2 separate regions of the Mus musculus genome follow, and region 2 is linked to region 1. A link is a loop called in an ENCODE intact Hi-C map of the cell type or tissue named here. Cell type or tissue: heart. All regions are shown on one strand.

Region 1 (8,000 bases):
GGAATTTCAGCCCTGAAACCATATTCACACAAACAATAAAAACAGACTCATCAAGTTGTATCTATATGTATTTGTGCATACACGTGCTCATTCACATATACCCACACACTCACTCAAATATATATATATATATATATATATATATATATATATATATGTATATATATATATACATATCACTCAAATATATACATATACATATACATATACATATACATATACATATACATATACATATACATATACATATACATATACAATATTATATGTAGTATCCAAAGAAAAAGGGGCTATCACATTGAGAGTTGGACCAAATATGGGAAGGTTGGAGGGAGGATGATTAGGAGGGGCAGGAAGAAGGAAAGGAAGGAGGAAAAATAAAAATTAAAAGAAAATTAAGACACTTTTTGTTTCCCTGGAGATGATCCTCCCTGGTTACACAGACATTGCTGACACACAGGCCACCTAAATATCTGTCTTTTCACAATAATTGGCATGATATTTGATACTATGGTGACATCGGAAGTCACGAGCACACTTCTCTGTGTGCTCTGCCTTTCTCTTGTGTGTGTTTGTATGTGTGTTTGTATAGGTACATGTATGTACATGTAGTTGTATGCACAAGTGGTTGTACATGTGTATGTGTACACATGTGAGAGGTGAGGGCCAGAGTTTAAAGTTGGATTTTATCCCTCAGAAAAGGATCTCTTGCTGGGCCCCATCAGAGGAGATCAGGCCCCTCCTCCCCAGTACTGAGATTTCAACTGGAATTGCACCATTCATGGCCAGCTTTCTACAGGGGTTCTGGGGATCAACCTCAGCTGCCCCCCCCCCCCATTTGCACAGCAAGCACTTCACCAATGAACATCCTTTCAGCCCCTTTATTTTATTCTTGGCCAGACTATTTTGCAAAAAATTTAAGTGACATATGTGATACTGTGTCATTTTTGGAAGTATGCAGCAGGGTCTATGCTATAAACGTGCTCATTAAATTATACACGAGCCTTGCTGTCCATGGGAAGTAGGATGCTCCAGTCAGTTTCTCTGCATCCAGGCAGGCTTTGCTTATGTGGCCCAGAAAGCTCTGCTTCCACAGTCCTTTACCCACATTGTCCTGAACCCTGTCCTTAGTCACTTAGTTGCAAACTTCTGCATTAGCACATTGGTATGTGGGCCTCTGTGCATTCCTCATAAGAGAATGTGTTACACAGATTTTCAAAATTCTCCAATAGTTCCTTTGGGCCCAGATCCACAGGAGAGATGGTGACTTAAGTTTTCCTATGTCAAGCACATTGATATTAAAAGAACTAATGCCTTGGGCTTCTTGCCACAGAGAACCAGACAAAAAATAGCCAGAGGCCAATTTGAATATGAAGAATATGGTAAATATGAGAGTAGACACCTAGAACCCAGCCCTGTAAGTTAGATGACAATGAAATGCATGCTTGGAATCTGATACTTGAAACTCCACCCATAAAGGAAAATGAGATAAGGAGACAAAAATCATTTCAGAACCATGAATAGCAAAAGGAGATGTCCTCCTCACCACACACACACACACACACACACACACACACACACACAGGACTAGCAGGAGCACTGAGGATAATAAGAGGGAAATGGGACTTGGGAAGTATGGGTTAGTATGACCAAGTCTTCCATCCTAGGTGATTACAATAGAAAAGATGAAAAATCCTGCCTATGGTAAATACCAACACTTCTAAGAAAGAAGCAGAGAGCATCCTTTGAGGTCAAAACAGCATGGGAAACGGTGACCATAGAAGAGAAAGCGAGCAGAAGCTACTCAAAGGACCAGGGTAGGAATCAGCACTGTGATCCCAGAGGGAGGGCCCATTTCCAGCATCCTCACATAGTCACACGGTGGTATAAGCACTTTTATTTTTTATTTTTTATCTTTCATTCAACCAGTATGTTCAATCCTCAAAGCATCTGCAAGGACAACCTATGAGGGGAAGCAGTAATTGCCACACACCAGAGACAGACAGTCTCCACACAGGTGAGATTTGAGTCCTGGCATTGTAGCTGTCCACAATGGTGCAGGGGTTGGGAAGAGCACATGAGCTGCAGATGACCCTAAAAACCCACCAGGATCCTGGTCACAGTGCTTGAGGAAGAGAAGACAGCAAACTCTTCTTGGTCATTGACTCTCCATGATGTCAAAGCAGTGGCAGATAGGAAAAGAAGAGTGGATGAGGCAGTAGTTTTTATTGAATGACAATTTTATTTTGTCTGAGCTTGGGTTTAACCAGACAGAACTAGGTAAAATTTCTGTAATAGATATGGCTTTTGCATTTTATAGACAAGGGAGAAAAACCTGAGCTTTCTGCTAGCTAAGGCCATTCACATTGCAGAGGCTATGAAAATGAAGAAAGCAGCAACAAGGGAGTTAGGACGCCAGCCCTGTTTCTATAAAGCAAGAGGAGATAGTCTGGGATGTCAAATGGCTTCCTGTGACATCCCGTGGGACAGGTAGAAGCACAGGACAGGGGACTGGGAGTGGAGGTAGCAGTGGGGCTGGGAGGCTGACCACACATGGGGAAATTGAGCCCTCACACTCCTCTGCTACTCTTTGGTGACAAGAGTTGTGTCCACGTAGACCTAACAAGTTCATTCTATCCATCTGGGAGCCTGTCTTATTGGCCTGTAGATGGCATGTCTTTGTAGTTACTGGGTCTCCTGTTGCCCAGCAACAGGATTCTCTGAAGATGGTAAGGCAAGTCCTGACAATTATACTGGGGATGAAGTGGAATGAATCAGCTGTAGAGGAATCCAGAGCCTGCTGGGTACAGGCTCAGCAGACTAGCAGGAGGAGCTATACAACTCCAACCATAAGGGAAGGGTCAGTTGTCTTCACAGCCCTCTGCTGTCCTCTGGCCTATCTTTTATGGTCAGTATTGTCCTTGACAATGAGGGCTGCAAAGGGTCACTTACCACATCATCCCGGTCTTCCCACTCGACTTCAGAGAGATCCACACTACTGTAGTTGGGTTTCCTCCGTTTTTTTCCTTCTTCATACTAGCATAGGGAAGAGGAGAAAGTCAGACAAATGGTCGTAAAGTTATCAACCTGGGCATCTTTATCCTCCTAGGGCCTGCTTGCTGAGTGTGAGCTGTGAGGAAACATCAGGTACCTGAGATCAGCCCTGTGGGTGGCAATATAAGGACTTTAACGTCAGCCCTGGCTATTCGCCTTTCTTCCGATTTGGAGACTATAAAGGTCAATTCTTTGCTTGGCATACATTTGTCTAGAGAATTCCTTGACTCTAAAATGTCAGGTGCAAAGAATATTTATCTCACCCTCGGAAGGAATATGTGAAGGGTGAGCAGACCCATCTCTCTTCAAAAGCTAATGTGCGCAGCCCTTTATGTCAGAGGAAAGAGCTTCCTACATATATTTATCAAATCTTGTCCTTTCCCCTAAGCTTCATAAACTTCCCATCTCAAACCTCCTCCAGACTTCTCAGCTGAGAAACAAAATATTGGTCTCCACAGTTGGACTCTGGCTCAGCATCCTGAGTACATGTTGCAGACTCACAGACCTCCCGTTTGCTACTGGCCCTGGCAGTGCTGAGCTAAACACAGCTCCTTCACCTGCAGTAGATGTGAGTATTGGGAATCGCTGCCAGATTTAATGGCCATTAGGGCATTTCTCTGGAAAAGCTGATGAGTGCATTAATAACTGGGGAGTGCTTTCACTTTTTCCCCCTAAATCACCGGTGTTAGTCAACCAGCAAGTGTACCATTTTATCGACCGGACATTCTTGTGTCTGGATATTTGTGTGTCTTAAGGCCCTTACTGCTGCTTACTGGGGTGTTTATAAGGTAGGAAAGTCTGCCCTCTGCTGCAGGCTAAGGATAAGCAAACACTTCACAAGTTCATAGTATACTGACATATATACATAGTTGTACATATATACAAGACACACACGCATAGAGGTGTACCCATTTTCTTTTCTCTTCTTTGACTCAGTCCTGTTTTGATTAAACAATGAATCTAAGAGAGATGCAAGGTCAGTCTAAATATTTTAAGACCTCAAATTGTCACTTTAGACATTGATTGGTGATTGCAGACACAGTTGCTGAAGGTACCCCAGACACAAAGGAGAAACCTTTGCCACTTTAGAATCAAACAAATTTGAAATGGCCATCAGTGCAATCAAGGAGACTGTGGCCGGCCAGGAGGGGTGGTTCTTACATCATTGTGGTACCAAACGATGCCAAATGTTGCTCCTATACGCTTTATTCCCTGCCAACTTCACTGTGGGGATCCTGCACCATCTCTAGAAAGTCTCCCCCTCCCCCTGCACCACCACCACCCAAGAAGGCTACCCTGCCTGCCTTCAAAAGGGCTTGTTGTCAACCGGGCCGACACTCTCGTCTATGAGGTTTCCAGTTAACAAGACATTCACCATTCACAGTCACTTTTATGACATCAGATCCACTCCAGATGAAGAGGAAGGAAAGTGGTTCTCTCGGAAGCCACTGTAAACGATAGCAGATTAGCAGTTGGATCGTGTTAGGGAAAGTTCCTGTGTGCATAGAAGCTGGGCGAGCCAGCCTTGCTAAAAGCAAAAGGAATGGGAAGGAAGGAAGGATGGGGGCAGGGGGGGGGGGCTTGGGTCTGAGCCATAGGCAGGAGACACAGGGGAGGTATATAGAGTATTAGGACTCTGGACCTTCCTTGTGGGAAGATAGTCTGACAGCCCTTCTGAACCTCAGATAAAGAGGCCATTGGCTTCCAAGCCTATTTTAGTAGGAACCATTCTCAAAAACTCCAGGCAGCCCAGAACTTGAACTTCAAAAGCATACTATCACAGATTGTTGGTCTGCCTGTTGATGGGTCAGAACCATTCTTCTGTTTTGCTTTGGAAGAAGGAGTTCATCTTTTGGTCACTTCACAATGTTCCTTTATTTAATTACTCAGAACACACACACACACATACACACACACACACACACACACACACCATGTATACACACACACACTGAATACCTTGACAGTATAAGGCATTTGGGGGCTATGGTGATGGTGAAGTTCTCGCCATGCAAGTTCAGATCCCCAAGATTCATGTAAAAGGGAGATGCAGTGTATTGGTACTGGGTATGGGGACAGAGGCTGGCAGATCATTGGAGCTCATTGATCAGCCAGTCTTGCCACCAATGAACACCAGATTCTATAAGATACCCTGCCTTTAAAAATGAATAGAGAATTACTGAGAAAGATACCAAGATACCGGACATAGACATCTGGCTTCAGGACATACATGTACACACATGCACTCAGATCTGCATGTTCACATGCAAATACCCATGACAAATACATACATGTACCACACACATGCAAAGTGTAAAACAGTAAAGACAGATAGTTAAGCATCACCCCTCTCTTCCCACAAACTTACTTAGAGTACCCCTCCCTTATTTTTGCTTCTATCATTGCACATCCCACTGTCCCATAGTTAGGAAGATGGGCTCTGACAAGCTAAGTAACACATGCAATAGCAAAATCAAATAAGATCATATAGCCAGCACTGGGAAGGATACCTCACCACCTGCTAAACCCTGCCTTAATTTCTGTATGAGCCTCGTGTTATTTCAGCTTTTGTTAAATTTAAACTGACTCTAAGGTCCTAAATACCAAACACATCTTTATCCTCAAAATATGCCCAGGATTTTGTCAGAAAAAAAAAAGAGTACAGAGGCACTACCATTGCCCACCTCACCCTGGATGTCTGGTGCTAAGCAAACCACTGACCTGCTTCAGCACTTCCCACCAAGCTGTAAAGTAGGGGTAATAGAACTTGCCAGGACAGGCAGGCTAAGTCCTTCTCCCCCCTTGGCAGCTCATCCCAGGCAGAACAGGAGTGCTTGACCCAGGAAGACCTGACTCTGTGCAGACTTGAGCACTCCCCAATTCCTCAAAAGGAAGGAGACTTCAATAATGCTGTCACTGTCACAGGCAGGAAGTGTTTGCTGAATATGTTGGTGTCACACAAGGATGACCAATTGTCCCCCTCTGCTATGTACAAGTTGGGAGTCTAGACACTTGACAGAGATATCCATGTTTGTGTTAAGGTACTCAGCTCTGCTGAGGTAACATTTACAAGAGAGAAATCTGTTTAAACTCCTTGACTTTTTTTTTCTTTGTTGGAGATAGGGTTCCACACAATCCAAGTGGAACTTGAATTTGTTATGTAGTTGAGGATGGCATTGAACTTCTGATCTGCCTGCCTCTACATTCCAAGCGCTGCAAATGCAGACTTGCACCATTATGGACAGCTTAAGTGTGTCTGGGGATTGAACCTAGGGTTTTGTACATTGTAGGCAAGCATCCTACCATGGGAGTTACATCTGCATCCTCTCATGTATGCCACATCTCTAACCGTTCATTTTCTTTTATCACCACTCAAGGGACCTAGGCCAATATACATCATTCCAGAATGCAGGAATTAGTTCAGAGATGGGGACATAACCTACAACAATGCAAAAGAAACGCAAAAGACTCCATCTGGGATGCTTTCTTGGATTGCCCCGGAAAAGGTAGTTCCCTACGTACAGGCACTGCTAATGTTATGAGATGTGAGCTTGGAGCTTGGAGCACCTCATGGCCACCTTGACCCCTAGTTTAAGTCAACCTGGAAATGAAGCCCCTTGTGGGAAAGCAGTGGAAATGGAATAGGATAGCTCTGGACCACACTGTGCCTGAAATGAGAATCCTGGAGATATATGTATACCTAGACCACACCGTACCTGACATCTTTGCCCTCTTGGATGTGTCAATGTATGCTTCCCAAATTGATCCCTTTCCTTTTAGAGACAGGGTATCCTGTTAGTCCTGGCTAGTCCAGAACTATGTAGACTGGATTGTCTTCCAACTCACACAGATGTACCTGCCTGCCTCCCAAGGCCTGGCATTAGTGGTCTGTACCACCACATCAGCCCATACCACATACTTCTCTTGAAAATAATCTTACCTGGAGTTCCAAGCATCAGGTGATCAGACTGTATACATCGAATGCCTTCCCTTCTCTTTATACATGAACAGCTTGTAAAGATCATTTACTTATTATATCTATGTGTCTCTGTGTGTATGTACATGCCTGTCTGGATTTATGTGCCCCATATGTGTACAGGAGCACACAGAGGCTAGAAGAGAGTGTGGGGTCTCCTGAAACTAGAGTGAGAGGCAGTTGTAAGCTGCCTGATGTGAGTGCTGTCAATAAAACCCGGGTCTCTGCAAGAGCAGTAAGCACTTTTAACCACTGAGCCATCTCTCTAGCAAAATGCACTCCTTTAAAAAAATACATTTTATGTGAAACATTTACAGACTTCATAACTTTAATGATTATTTGGGAACATCTGATTTATAAAATGCCTTGCCACCTACTGAGTGCACTTCTGTGCTTAAGCAGAGCTCAGCTCTACATACTTTCCCTCCATGCCTCCTCCAAGGAACAGTATAATAGTTAAGCTCTGAGACTGGCTCTCCCCTCCCCCATGCAGCCTCTGTGTGGGACAAATCCCAGGCCTGGCTCTCCAACTTCCTTTCCTTGTTCCTCATTCGTAAGGAGCCCATTACAGTGCCAGGCACCGTATATGGCAATTGTTAGCATATCTATAATCTGTAACTTCCTTTGAAAATGTGATTAACGAATCACAAATGGTTTCCAAAGGTTTATGAACACAGTCTCAGAGCCACAGGTAGGCCTGCAGCTTTTGGTGCCTGTTTTACGAAAAAAAAAATGTACAGGAGAATTTAATAAGGAAAGATATTGTGTGCTATGAAATACTTTGAGGTGGAGTTTCAAATAAAGGCCAGATGTGGTGAGCACACAAACAAGCCAGTGGCTGGAACGATGGAACAAGAAGACACCCCTCTTTGGAACAAGTAAGAACTCCCCAAGGGCTGGCTTGAAGTGCAGTTTTTAATGGTCTGGATAGAACCATCTTCTGTGTTACCTGCAAACTGGCTTTGGAAGC
Region 2 (8,000 bases), 540 kb before region 1:
TCCAGACAGGTTTCTTCTAGAAGATGACAGCACTCTCCCATGTATGAAAAATCACAATGTTGCCTCCAGACATTTCTAGATGTCCCAGGTGGGGGGTGGGGGACACCTGAGAGTGAAAGCCACAGCAATCCTTATTAAGTGTGTGTTTAGGTACTTGCAGTGTGAGAATTAAGGAAAAGCAAGATTTCCTGTGCAAACACAGATCGATCGTGGGATCTCAATAAATGATCCTTGAGTGTTCAAAGAGGCTCTCCCTCCCCAGGTTTGGCTCTGCCACTCACAGGCAATGTCATCTAGAGTCTCCATGATCTCAGCCCTCACATAGAACAAGGGATGTAAGCAACCGCGATTAGAGTTAATATTTAAATGATGTGATCTAACACCCCCACCCCCAGGATGCCTCACAACCTACCATAAAAGGTGGAATCAGTTAAAAAACAAAGACTTTAAACCACCAGGGGTATTGTTCTAGCCAGCCTACCCCTCCCCCACCTGGCTAAACCTATAGGGGCTTTGGTGTGTGATCCGGAGGCACCCTGGAGTTGCCAAGCAGGAAGCACTTCTGGCCAGGAAAGACCCTTGCCCTTGGGAGGACTCACTCTGTCTTTAATGTAGGCTAGGGCAGTGCAGTAGCCTGGGTGCGGTGGGACGGGCAGGAGAGGCCTGCTGCTGAGCTTCATTAGTGTGGGATGTGTCGCTTGGAAACCTGTGTTACCTGGGTAAGATGTCTCTCTGGCCTTTTCTTTATTTTCTCTGACTCAGTAGGTTAGTAGGCTGTCATTGCCTATGTAGCCTGGGCTAGCCCTCAAAACTTACTGTCCTCTTGCCTTCACCTCTCAAGGTAGAATTCTATGATCGTAGTTATGTCCTCCTGATAACATTTATTCTTGTTTGGTGCTAATGGTTCCTTCTCTCGTTTTGCTTAAGACCCTCGAAGACCACCCGAGTTAGTACTTTGACTCTGCTTTGTAGACGAAGGAATGGATAATTTGAAGAGTTTAAGTCTGACCCAAGTGTCCACCCATCCTCTTCTGCAGCAGTATGGTGGTGTTAAGGGAAGATGTCCGCCTAATGGGACATTGTTTTGTCAGAGTCCCCATATATATGACCAGAGGACTTGTTCTGTCAACTGGGGGGATTGGGAGTATTGCGTACTTCAGGGTGAGAGATTAGGAGATTGGAGCCTGAGGTTTTGAAAACCCACTGTGAATTCTCTGTGTCTTTATGTCACTGACCCTGAACACCAGCAGCTGATGGAGCCCCAGGCAGAGAGGCCTGGGTCCCTGATTCAACCTGCAGAGAAGGGTCACACATCCACCAGGCATTCTCTGAGTGGTTTCCTTATAAATGTCAACTGCAAGACTCTGAGATTTGGAACTAGTAATTCTATCCATCTGGTGCACTGGCTTTCCTGATACTTCCCAAGGCCATCACTGTGTCCCCAAACTTGGTGTGGATCCCACTAGCCAGAAGGAAATGCAAACCAGGTGAGTCCCTGGAGCATCATGGTAACCCATCTTCAGGGGCCATGACTTTTCCTGGAGAAACATAAAGAATGTCTGCTTACCCCAAATAGGAGAGGCATGGACAGACCTGAGAAAGATTCCACCCAAGTCCATCTGGGCGAAGAGAAGACTTTACTGCTCTGTTGCAGGTCCTGTCTACAGAAATGCCCTCCATCATGAAGGTAGTAATGAACGGAATGGGTTTTTCTCCCTGTGACCTTCCATCTCCAGTGAGGCACTCCGGGCTCTTTGAGACCTCTTGAGATCTAGACTCATGGTTCTCATTGCATTAGCAGTCTGAGGACAGCTGAGATTCAAAGACGTACTCCCACACACTCACCACAAGTATGACCCAGAGGGAAGGACAAAGCTTTCAGCTAAGAAGAAAAGAAAAGAAAAGAAAAGAAAAGAAGAGAAAAACAATCACCATCTCCCTGAAAACAAACAAACAAACAAACCGAAAAAACCCTGGCTGGAAGCTTTTCTCCTTAGCTGTGCATCCTTTGGCCACCTACAGAACCCCTCTGAGCTTCAACATTATCATCTGTAATATATGAGACTGTGACTGCTTTGTAGGTGATGGTGAGGACTGTGGATCCTGCTATCCTGACACCTAGCAAGTACTCTTGCTGTGGCCGTCTCAGGAATCTACAAAAACAGCCCCTTCTCAGCACCAGGGTTCGGAGACGAGCTAGAACCTCCAGGTTCCACAAATGCAGGGTGCTCCATTCACATGATTTAGTGGGGATCCACAGGATTGGCTCCACAAAGTTTTCCTTGATTTCAGAAGACACCATGACCGCTGGGCAGGGCACAGACTAAGCAGCTCCACAGGGCTGAGTGGAGGCTGAGAAACTGGAGCCCAGTTTAGCAGGAACTGAACACAACAGGAGCAGGACCCTGGCATCCCAGGCATCTGCTGCAGGCAGCCATTGTGCTTCCTGGGCAGACTCTTGGCTCTCTCCTGGCATCAGCCTCCTCATCTGAAAGCTCAGAGACAATAGCACAGGCTCCAGGACCACAGCAGCTTCTATTCACTATGTCCAGGATGTCAGGTTCCCAGGAGAACATGGGAAGTCCAGACACTCTCACAACCTGACATTTTACAAGGACTCTGGTCCAGTAGAGGTCACCTGGCTGTTCCCCTCCCCTTCCTCCATTGGAGGGCGCCATGAACAGCAGGCTGGGAATTTTCTTCTGCACATGAACCATCATGTATCATGTCCCTAGACCCAAACCATTTGGTCTGTGCTCTGGCTCATCACAGTCTGTCATTTTGCTGTGTGGCTTTGGGGCAAAGTTTGTGCCTTCTCTGGACCCCCATTCTTCAACATGTGCATAGTGGTTTGGAAAGTGTCAAGAGTATTTGCCTTCTCCTTTAACCAGCTGATCATATTTGGAGGTGGGAAACAGAACATGGGCAAATGAAGCAAATGGAACCTGGACTACATTGTTTGGCCTTTGTCCTTCTGTCCTCTGTCCTTCTGCCCATTTGCCCATGTGCCTTGCCCTCTCTTTGTCTATCCAGGTGCTCTGTCCCTCAAATCATGACATTCTGTGTTTCAAAACCACCCATAGAGTACTGGCCCTTTTCTTGGCCTTCCTGGGCCTTATCTGTGAAAGGGGCAGTTCCTGGCCATTGTGCATAGGTTCCCAGGGATTTCCCAGGAAGTGGTTTGTGCAGGCAACTGGCCTGGACGTGGTGCTCACACAATAAACGACAAGTGGTAAGTCTTCTATCGGCAGCCTGTAAGTAGCAACTGCACATGACCCACCCCTCGGCCATGGAGAGCACATCTGGGGATGTTACCGAGTGGTGGGCAGAGAGCAGGATGAAGCTGGCTTGCAGCCTGCCATCTCCAGACTGTTTGCAGTGCAGAGAACACGGGTCCTGTCTAACAGGCTGGTTTCCTGGAGGGATTCCTGGCAGGCAGGTACGTTTTCCCACTCAGAGCCTTTCCTGAAATCCATAATCCAGGCTGGGGCCCAAGCTCTCCACCTTTATTCTTCCCCTCTGCATTTCCCCAGGGCCTCTACCAACCAAAACTTTAGCTGGGTAAACAAATCACTCAGACTTTCTCTTGTGAGGAAGGATCACGACTTGGTACCATTTAGGGTGGGGCACTGGGAAAGAGAGAACCCTAAGAGGGTGCCCCAGTGACAAGGGGAAATTTATGCTCCCTGCATTTTTTTTTTCCATAAGAAGCTTCAACCACTTGAATTTGGGGCTCGAAACCCAAGAAACCAGTTCTAAACTGTTTGCACCTCTCCCGCTGCTTCTTGCTAAATTTCATTAGGGCTGACAATTTGTAGAACCACTTACAGTGTAATATGATTTGAATGGCTGGCCCTAACTGTTAGAGATGGAGGCTCCCCTGGGCGTGGGAGCCTAGACACTGGAGACATTTCCCAGGCAATGGGGCCTCCCTGAATTGGGGTGCGGCGGGGCTCTATGAAGGCAGAAGGCAACTCGCCAGACAGGGTGTCCACTCTCAGAGCCAGGAGGGGCAGTCTCTAGCCTCCCTTCCCTTGTTGCCCTGCAATCACTTCTGGTCTTGGAGGCTGAGCAATCTTTGAGTTTCGGCATGCAATAAAACATGCTTGACCACAGGCTTGTGTTGAGCCAGGACTGGAGTTCCTCGCCAAGCCCGCTGGCCAGCAGTCCACATGGGTAGGCGGAATTGATAGTGTGGTCCTGCCTCTGGCATTGCTTTCTGTTTTGGCTTTGTAACTAAAACAGAGCTGATGCCGGAGAGATGGGACGGTCCCGTTTTATTTTTATCCCCTATCAGAGTTTCACGCCCATGCGTGTAAGTGCGGAGTAGTTATGGTGTGTCACAGAATCAGTTTGCGTTTGGATTCCTGCCCTGCCTCATCCTGTGACCTCAGGCACGCCATTTTCCATCCCTGAGTATCAATTTCCTGGTTTACTAAAACTAAGCTGGTGTTTCCTACTCTGCACAATTAATTAGGCAAAGTATCTAAAACAGTCGCGTCGCGTCGACAAGAGCCACCAGCAGCTGTGGGGACTAGCTGAGCTGGAATGGTTAAAGCAGTTCATTCTTCAGGGCATCGAGCCTCATATCAGGGGCTTAATATAGCCACGAAAGTAAACGACGGAATAGCTATAGGATTTCCTGTGAGTGTAGGAGTGCAGGTCTAGATGTGCACCTGCACACATGAGATGCTCAGTGAGCATCTAGAAGGCAGCCAGGCCTTCATCATCTCCCACCGGCACAAGAAGCCTACTGACCAGTGCTGATTTCAGACACACCATGAGAGCCATTTGCTCAGAATATAGACTATGACACTGTCTTAGTATTGGTCATTCCCTTGTTGTTCCTCCTTCTCTTCCTTCTTTCCTCCCCACCACTCCCCTATCTTCCTTTTCTTTTCTTTCCTTTTTAAGACAGGCTTTTGTTATGGAGGGCAGTCTGGCTTCAAATTCCACTACACCTAAATCCCTTTGTAACACTGAAACAAGAGAAGAGTCTTCAATGGCCTGGGAGACAGCCATGGGTACTAAGTAAGGCACAGGATGCAGGGCCCAGGACTATACAGATGGACTCTGCAGCAGCAGGACCTGAAGCTCTGGCTGCCTCAGTTACGGATCTGTTAGCAGTTGTTACAGGCTGCAGGCTGTGGGGTGGGGACCACGGTTACAAAATGATGATGGCAAGGTCTGCCTGAACCAAGGTCTAGGCTCCAGGGAGGAGCCCAGAGCAAGGCATTCATGAATTCCCCTTCACCATGGATTCTAAGTTAACACATGACATCAGCAAAATGCAGATTTAGAACCTACCTTTTGGTTATGCAGATTTACTGTGTAGACAGTGATTCCTAGGGAGTCTGTATTTTCTTAATTTCCTGGGGGGAACCCAGCAGCCTACTCCTACTAAAGAATGAGAATAGGTTCAGGTCTTGGGGGGGGGGTCACTTGTGGGTAATCACAAATGCTCTGGTCTCAAGATGATAATATCCCAGTCATTGGCTCTTAATGAATTACACACACACACACACACACACACACACACACACACACACACACACGTTCCTAATGAGAGGACTTGATTGGTTGTTGCCTGTTGTTCAATCAGCAGTCATTGTTTGGGGTGGTGGGCTGGAACATGGAGGCTCCAGCTTGGTTTCTAAGGGCTAAGCTCCTTCACCTAGCCTATCACATATCCATCCCTGTACTGGATTAAGAGCAGGTCCCCGAAGAAATACCTGCTCTTTTATCTTCAATTTATATTTATATTGTTGTCAAGACTACTGAAGACAGTAAAGGCGTGAAGCAATGTCAGTGTGCAGCGGATGGACAGACCAAGGCGGGGGTGGGGGGGGTGGGGGGGGCGGGGGGAGCGGGGGAGGGGAGGGAGGGAGGTACTGACTTACAAAGTATTAGTCAGACTTGAGGCTGTGAGAGGGGATGTAAGTGAGTCTGGAGGAAATTAAGCTAAGTGAAAAAAGCCAGGTGTGGAAAGACAAACACTGGATACAATTCCACTTAGAGAGTCTAAAATTGCCACATTTGTAGCAAAGTTAGTGGAGCATTATCAGGAGTCCCAGGGCTAGTGGAGAGAAGGAGGTGAACCCAGGTGCTCCTGCCTGTAGCGAACAGTATGATGATACCCTTCAAGACTTACAGATAGTTCTGAGGTGGAGTGAGGAAAAGAGGATGTGGGGGTGGGGAACTGACTGAATTTTAATGATTTTCGAATCTATCTCCTTTGGGGATGTCACTCTTGTGGCTTTATCTGGTGATATCTAGAGACCAGGATGGTCTTTTGCTCCCAAGTTCTGTTCTTTTCCAGGGAGTCATTTGAAGGCGTTTCCTTTACTCATTAGTGTGCTGTTGGTTGTATGGTGTCTTAATGCAGCCTTTATAGTTAGTCCTATGATAATTATGGGTAGTGTAGGGCATCTGACTTGGTACCCAAGGATCCTCATCCTCTTTTTGCATTCAGCATTGATCTTATGCTTTATAATGGAAATGAGCAGGTAAATTTTGCCTCCTGTATTTATGAAAAAAAAAATTAGTACACAGTGTTATCTAGTGTTACGTAGTTCTTATCTCTAAGTGACAAAACAAAACAACAAAAACCAAAACTGGTTTTCATCGATCTCTCTGATGACTGTGGTTGGCTTTTGTGCAATTAAAGTCTCTTTAAACTATAAAAATGGATAGGATGAACAAAGTAACGATTGGTATGTGTTGTGTGACTTGCCCTAGCGGGTGGGGGTTGGGGGAAAGACATGAACTTCGCCTCCTTTGTGATAAGGCCAGTTCCCCTTTTCACCTGCACCCCTTGTCTACACGTCCACTGCTAATGGCTTCTTATGTCTCTGCAGGCCACCAGGACCCAACTAGGGCCTGGATCCTGAAACCACCCAAGCATATTAGAAACCAGTAAGTCCACAGCTGAATGTGGGGCCTCTGGTCACTCTGAATGGCTATGCCTGCAGGCAGCCTTGGCCTCCCTTTTAGGGAAGCAGTTGGCCCAGTGCCTACCCATGAGATCTGCTTCCTTCATGGCAGCTGGCCGCAGGGATCACCTGCACTTCTTTGGTGAACTATTCAGGCTTTAAAGCCTTCCAGAACCTCACAAATACAGCGCTTGGCTCTCCGTCAGGTTTTCCCCAGGAAGCCTGGCTCCACACCAATCTCGCCACATTTGCTTTCAAGTGACCTGGACAGCCCCCTTCATCTGCTTTTTCTTTCTCTCATCCACTCTTGATTGCTTTAGTACTTTACAAACCTGATTTACATGCTGGTCTAAGTCACTCAGATCTACCAGTGCCTTTCCCACCTCATAAAGATCATGACCCACTAGGGGTCTTGGCAAAGTCACAGAAGCCCATACCAGCCTCAGGTCTCTGTTGAACTCTCTCCCTTCTTAACTCTCCTGCAAAGAGTTCTATCTGGCCCAGGGAACTGGGCACCATCCAGAGGCTCTCTCCTGCTTAGCTCACTCCCTATTGCTCTTACCCATTTCCACTGATACCTACAGACTCAAAGGTTTGAAAACCAGAGAGGCATATTTGGCAGAAATTTATTTGGAGACCACCCCCCCCCCAACACACACTTTTTTTTTTTTGTCACACCCAAACTGTGAGAAACAGCAAACAAGAACCTTCACTTTATCCTCTCCTTTATCTGATTTGCTTACCAAATCATAGGCTAATATGGAGGATGGCACCAGCAGGTCTTTTTTTTTTTCTTCTTTCTCTCATAATTGCTTCCTTCTGTGGGCAATCTCTTTCTGGGCAGACAGCTAAGCTTCAACGGCAGCCTTCTCACCCGTGGCAGGGGCAGGACGGCTTCTTTCTGAGCTCCTAATGAACCCATTCCTCTTGTGCTGCTTCCAGGGATTACAATATGTTTTCTGGTCCTCAGCCATTCTTGGGATCCCAAAATGTTGCCGCATTGTCCTGGCAGACCACATTTATCAAGGAGATGTGCCATTCTGTACAACATGAAAGAAGATGGTTCCC

Evidence for each region. Peaks named below come from ENCODE experiments on the same cell type or tissue, not always from the same donor. Only the 100,000 strongest peaks of a DNase experiment are listed, where the experiment ranks them.
Region 2: it touches region 1 in a loop (1.8-fold over the local background); 2 of 42 quality-filtered maps call a loop at or near these places.

The regions. Positions count from the first base shown.
Region 1 is chr14:29,070,105-29,078,104 of GRCm38, forward strand. Cacna2d3 (calcium channel, voltage-dependent, alpha2/delta subunit 3) reads right to left here. Exons shown (of 38, transcript NM_009785.1): 18 at 2,953-3,036. Among named protein-coding and RNA genes, the nearest start is that of Lrtm1, 56 kb to the left of the region's middle. In heart, a CTCF peak has its summit at 3,867 (motif pointing left); no DNase peak of the experiment used is centred here; H3K27me3 peaks cover 1,257 bases.
Region 2 is chr14:28,528,952-28,536,951 of GRCm38, forward strand. No RefSeq gene overlaps it. Among named protein-coding and RNA genes, the nearest start is that of Wnt5a, 27 kb to the left of the region's middle. In heart, no CTCF peak of the experiment used is centred here; a DNase peak (open chromatin) is centred at 4,180; H3K27ac peaks cover 416 bases.